Linked DNA regions of Mus musculus: region 2 is linked to region 1. The links are chromatin loops, found by intact Hi-C in ENCODE. Cell type or tissue: left cerebral cortex. All regions are shown on one strand. Links, peaks and the distances in the headings refer to the core of each region. The heading gives the core; the rest is flanking DNA. Region 1 has its middle 29 kb from the start of Gm6936. Region 2 overlaps Gm19723 (predicted gene, 19723).

What was found. Peaks named below come from ENCODE experiments on the same cell type or tissue, not always from the same donor. Only the 100,000 strongest peaks of a DNase experiment are listed, where the experiment ranks them.
Region 2: it touches region 1 in a loop (2.0-fold over the local background); 4 of 42 quality-filtered maps call a loop at or near these places.

Annotation. Positions count from the first base shown.
Region 1 is chr16:50,008,477-50,011,283 of GRCm38, forward strand. No RefSeq gene overlaps it. Among named protein-coding and RNA genes, the nearest start is that of Gm6936, 29 kb to the left of the region's middle. In left cerebral cortex, for the core only: no CTCF peak of the experiment used is centred there; DNase peaks (open chromatin) are centred at 1,267, 1,805, 2,170 and 2,372; H3K27ac peaks cover 1,837 bases.
Region 2 is chr16:49,958,793-49,961,599 of GRCm38, forward strand. Gm19723 (predicted gene, 19723) reads left to right here. Exons shown (of 2, transcript NR_153658.1): 2 at 1-120. It also overlaps Gm5486. Among named protein-coding and RNA genes, the nearest start is that of Gm19723, 4.4 kb to the left of the region's middle. In left cerebral cortex, for the core only: no CTCF peak of the experiment used is centred there; a DNase peak (open chromatin) is centred at 1,374.

The sequences.
Region 1 (2,807 bases), core at 147-2,646:
AAGGCGGGGCATTCGCCTGCATATTCTAGTGTAAATGTCAACCTTTCCTAAAGGATCAATTAAAATCAGAAAACTGAGAGTACCGTAGGAGATGGAATGCTCTAAGAAGAAAGTGGAATATTATATTTAAATCCACATTCAAACATATCCACAAAGCCATTTCTCTCCAAATCAATATATCAACATCTTCGATAATTCCTCTAGCAGACTACTATTTCCAGGTGGGTGCCTTATTTCTATAATACTTTTTTCAACCTCTGCTACTGTTGAGCTACAAGCTGGCTGTCTCAGGACCTCTAGGAGTTGAGCCTGAACCAAATTTCAAGCAATTGGGCACCCTAACAAAAGTGGTGCTGTTTTCTATCTTAACACTGTATTGTTATGGAGTTGTGTGGGTTTTTTTTTTTTCTGCATCTTTTTAAAAGTGGGAAGACTCAGGAATTATTCTTTGTTCAATAATAAAGGCTTAGGAATATATCTGTTTCTGTGGTCAGTGCCTACTGCAATCTGCATTGGAAAAATCGGGCTGTGCATGCTCTGTGGGGTTCTGAACCCTACTTATTGTCAGTTTCTCACCAAGTCACATTTTTCATTGATTCTTATTTTTTTTAACACATTCTCCACTGCCGCCAAGTTATTAACTAATTTTTTTTATAACTTAGAATGAAAAGGGGGGGGGGAGACCCAAATAAGCAAACAGACAAACAAGACTGAAGCTCCAAAAGCCTTCTGTACCTAATCCGAAGCCAGTAGGCTAAGACGATGCCTCTGGCATGGTCTCAGCTGGCAGATCTGGCATGTTGGTGAAACTTGGATTTTTCAAGATTCTGTAGATTTTTGAGAGAGGGACCCACCTTGGAAATGACCCCTGAACTCACCAGGTAAGTCAGACTAGCCTCAAACTTGCAATCCTTCTACCTCAGTCACCTGACCTCTTGGATTTACAGGCATGTGTCATTATAGCAGGCTCTAGTGGAAACGTTTTAATTCAAGATCTTAAGGAATCTAAGGTGAACTTTCTCTTGTCTTTAAGATGCCAGCAAATACCAATTACGAGCGAGATTTAATTTCCCTTTGGGTGTATGACACAACAATTATCTCTGTGAGTTTGAAAAAAAAAATCCTAACCCAGAACTCTCTGGGTTCATACCAGATAAAGCCCTCAGGAAAAGTTGCCATGGCTGGCATCATGCCCTGACATTCATGCATGATTCAGCACCTCTAGACGACGATTTGGGGCAATCTGTTTTTCCACCCAAGCCAGACTCTTATCTTGCTAGAAGCTGCGGGGATCAGAATCCCAGCTCTCACAGATGGCTGCTTCCTGTGCCACCCATCACCTAGAGACATCCAGAGGCTGCTGCTGCTGGTGCTTCTCAGCCTTCCAGGGGCGTTGGAGGATGGGACGGATCCGGGTGATTGATGCCTGCTTTCTTGCTGATAGAGCCTCTGTTTATAGGTGGGATTAGACTGAGAATTCCTGGGTCAACCACCCACAGATTGTATCAAAAAATAATCAATCCCGTTTGACTGTCTTAACATTTTGGCTATTTTAGTTGTTAAGGCAACCAGATCTGATGAAGTGTTCACTCATCAATTTGATGTTCTGCAATTGTCTGTCATGATTCTGGAGTTGCGGGGATGGGACTGGGGGGAGGTAAAAAAATCAACTGTCAAAATAGTCAATCCAAAACAGTCAATTCTGTCACGAATTTCTCCCTGACACCAGAGATCAACGCTTCTTCCTCCCACGACTTCTTTTTTTCCACCTCCTCCCTTTGGATGCATCCCTCCCACAAGCAGCTTCTCTGCGGTCCTGATGTTGGTAAGCAGGGCAGAGCTGAGGTATTTTAGGTTTGCCATGGCTTACATTTTCCTAAAAGGGTTCCCCTTCCTTTGCTTTGATGCTGATTTTGTTTTTACTAGTGAGCAGCCCTAAAAACATGGGTATATTGTAGATACAAAATATGTTTCTATTAAAGGGGGAATTCAAAAAGACATGTCCTTCATTTTTCTCTTTCAAGATGCATTTTGCTTTCAGGGTGCATGGTTCCAAAGCCAGGGAGAAGCGGCTGGCTTACACAATCCCTTCCTGTCCCTGAGCCTGCTCCAACATCCTTGGAACAGAAGGGCTCTGAATCTGGCCTTGGTGTGAGATGTGGCTGGCTTTCCAAGTTGAGAAATGCGTTCGTAATTACTTTTTATTGCTCTCTCCATTGACTTTGCAGACTCACCAGAACTGGATTGTATTCTACCACACAGTGACCCCCCATCTCAGCCTGACTGCTAATTTAACCCTGGCTTTCTTTCTCCAGAAACATTTGACCTTGTGCAAGAATTTGGCATGGTCTGCTCTCCTCCCACGTCCCAGTAAGAGCAGCATTGGTCTGAGATCATTAGCATGAGTAGGCAGCACTGCAGACTGCCGCCCGCCAGCATAGGGCTCCAGCTGGTACAACAGTACCCCCTTTTCTGGGCAAAAGGGCAGTGGCCACTGTTTGCCAGGAGACCTTGTCCAACATTTTGCTTCAAGATGGTGCTGCCAGCAATGTAGACTGAGCCAATTTGCTCCTTCCTTTGATAAAATGTATAGAAAAAAAATGTAGACTCAGTGAATCATCCTTGGTTTATATACCGAAGCCTGTATTTCAAACACTTCTGCTGATTTTTTTTCCCCAATGAAGAAGGATACACTGTGTTAATTAAGAATCTGGAAAGGGTCACTAGGAAACTAGGAGTTCCTTAACCCACTTAAGAGAACAATCTTTGCAATCATTTAAGACGCCCATGTCTTCCTTCCGTTCATA
Region 2 (2,807 bases), core at 155-2,654, 50 kb before region 1:
CATCCAGACGCATACACCAATGCAATTTCAAACAAGTTGCCAAATAAGATGCATATAGCGCTCAATGTCTATTGAATGGATGCATAAAACCCTATGAGAATAAAACTTCCCTTATCCTTCAAGTTGTGGCTGAATGATGTGTGCATTTAGGCTCCTGGAGCAGGAAAGAGAGACTGGTGTGAAAGGGAGAGAAAAATCAATGAACTGAATAGAGAGAGCTACTTACTGCTTCTTCTCCACATCACACGGATGCCCACGCAGGGAAACTCAGTAGTGTGCAGGAGAAAGGTCTCTTGCAGGCAGGAGGGACACAGATCACCTGAGATGGGAGCACAGGAAGGAGTCTACCTGGAAACCCAGACACAGGAGTGATCTTCTCAGCTTTCATAGTTCTTCCCCCCCCCCCTCCAACCCCCGCCCTCTGCTTTTCCTGTTTGTAGTTTCAAGTGTATGCAAATTACCGGAGCATCTGAGACCTGACTCATAGTCACTCTCTGCAGCTTCTATTGAGCTGTGTGCCATTCACAAAAGAATAGTAATGAAGTTAATGAATGGCCAAGTTATCTAAAATCTATATTGAATATCATTGCTAGCTAACAAAAAGGGAAAGAGAACAATGTTCTAATGGTAAGCACCAGCGGAGTGACATGCAACAGATGCCTAACATGTATGAATGAACGATGGGTGACCAACTGAAAATCCAAGTGCCCACCATTGTTCTCTCTGAGTCCCTATAGTTGCCCTATAGTTGATGTCCTTACAGCTGGTATACTTGCTGGCTTTCAGGCCATATAATTCTGCCACCTTTGCTTGCTCCTGGCTCGCTCTCCATCTTCCATCCATCTCTAAGGACTATCCTATTGCCTTCCACTGACATCCACACCACTTCTGCTCACTGTCAAGTTCTATTCCATGGTTTAGTTTGCCATCTGTATCCTAACTCTTCTCTTTCCCATACTCTATCTACACTCTTGTAAATCCACTAAAATTCCAACACAGTGACCTTTCTTCCTTATTGAATGGAATAACACCAGGAATACTATATCTAGATGCCTGTGTAAAACATATACCTGAATAATGCAGGTATAAGGTATTAAAAAAATCTGCCTATACAATAATGAAAAATACACAATCTGTCTAGGAAGTGAAATATAATAAAACCATGGGTGAGGATTAGAGAGACATGTATGATGTGACATGGTCTATGATTGGTTTTGCTGCTATACCCTAGAAGGTCTGCATCCCTGGTCCAAGTTACTGACATCATGGTTTACACCTTAGAATAACAGCAGAGAACTTGAAATGGAGGCGTGTCCTCATCATCCCTACCAGATAGAGTGGCACATTATGCCTACTTCTATGAATAATACCGGTTTTTATGTTGGCCATCTGCTTTCCTTCTGGGAGTCTAAAATTTTGATATGTACCAGTCATAGCGAGACTGTCCATGCCATCAACTCCCAATTCAGATACTGAACACTGAGTCTCCAAAGTGTTTTCCCCTGATAGATGACATTCCCCAGGTTATCTTGGAGAATTCAAATGCAGCAGTACCACTGGAAGCTCTACTTGGCTTCTTTTAGGATTTGTGCCATGAACCTATTGTCTTGATGAATCTTGCTCTTATATTTTCATTATAATAAATTGTAGCTGTGAATAAAACTAAATATGGAAGTCCTAGAAATCTGTAGAACCCTGGGAGTGCACATATAAGCTATGTTTACACATGCATGGGAAAAGCCTAGAACTATAAAAACTCTTAATTCTTACAAATAGGTTAATCTTGTCACTTTATTATTGTGTTACATGATAATATTTGTGGGCATATGACTGAGTTTTAATTATGTGTATATTTGGTGATCTGCCTTAGAAAATGATTGCTTATACGAATGGCCCCATATTCGAGGAGTCCCATCGAAGAATATTCTGTTTATGTTCCTAACCATCTCTGGTGACTAGCATTGGGTCTGGCATACCATAGGAGACAGGAATGATGATTCTCATTGAATTTGAAAGGAGGCAAACAGAGATGCATAGCAGTGACTCAGAAATAACCTAAAAGATGTTATTTACATCTAGACTCTTCTTTCTAGTTCCAAACCTTCAATCCCTTTGATTTCTCGGTTTATTTTAATCCTTTTCAATTTTCAACCCTCCCTCCCTGCATTTGCAAGAGAAAAAGAGAAGGCAAAAAGCAAAAGAAGAGGTAGATGCCCATAGATAAATGGCTACAGTTTAAATTTCCTCTCTCTCAGCTCAGCCAGAGGCAAGCATCTGGCCCTTTCATTTGACACAGTTTACCTAAAGGGTATAGTGTGTCTTCCTCCTCAAAGAAATGTCTGCTGGCAACCTGACTGCTGTATCAAAGAAGGCCCTATGCCTGTGCAAGGGAGGGCATGAAGCAAATGTGGAAACTTTAAAAATTCTAAAATTCTCTTCCTTTTGATTATACGCCATTCTGAAAGAGAGATTAAATACATGGTTAACTGTGGGGGTGAGACTAGGTAGAGATAAGCACGGGCTAGTGTTTATTTCTCACCCCAGGCGTTGATAATATAGAGCTGTGAGATTTTAGAAGTTAGCTGGTACATACATATACATTATGGCAACAAATTCTGGGAGTTGTTAGCATGTAGCATTTGAGGGGATCTAAGTAATTCAGGAAATATGCAGGTATACTTACCTAATGGGTCAAGAAGAGGAGGAGTTTGGGATCCTTTAGTCTACCATTCAAGCTGACACCAAGCCTAAGTTCCTAAATGTCTGTCATGCTTAACCCTAGATAAACATACGCTATATAAACAAAC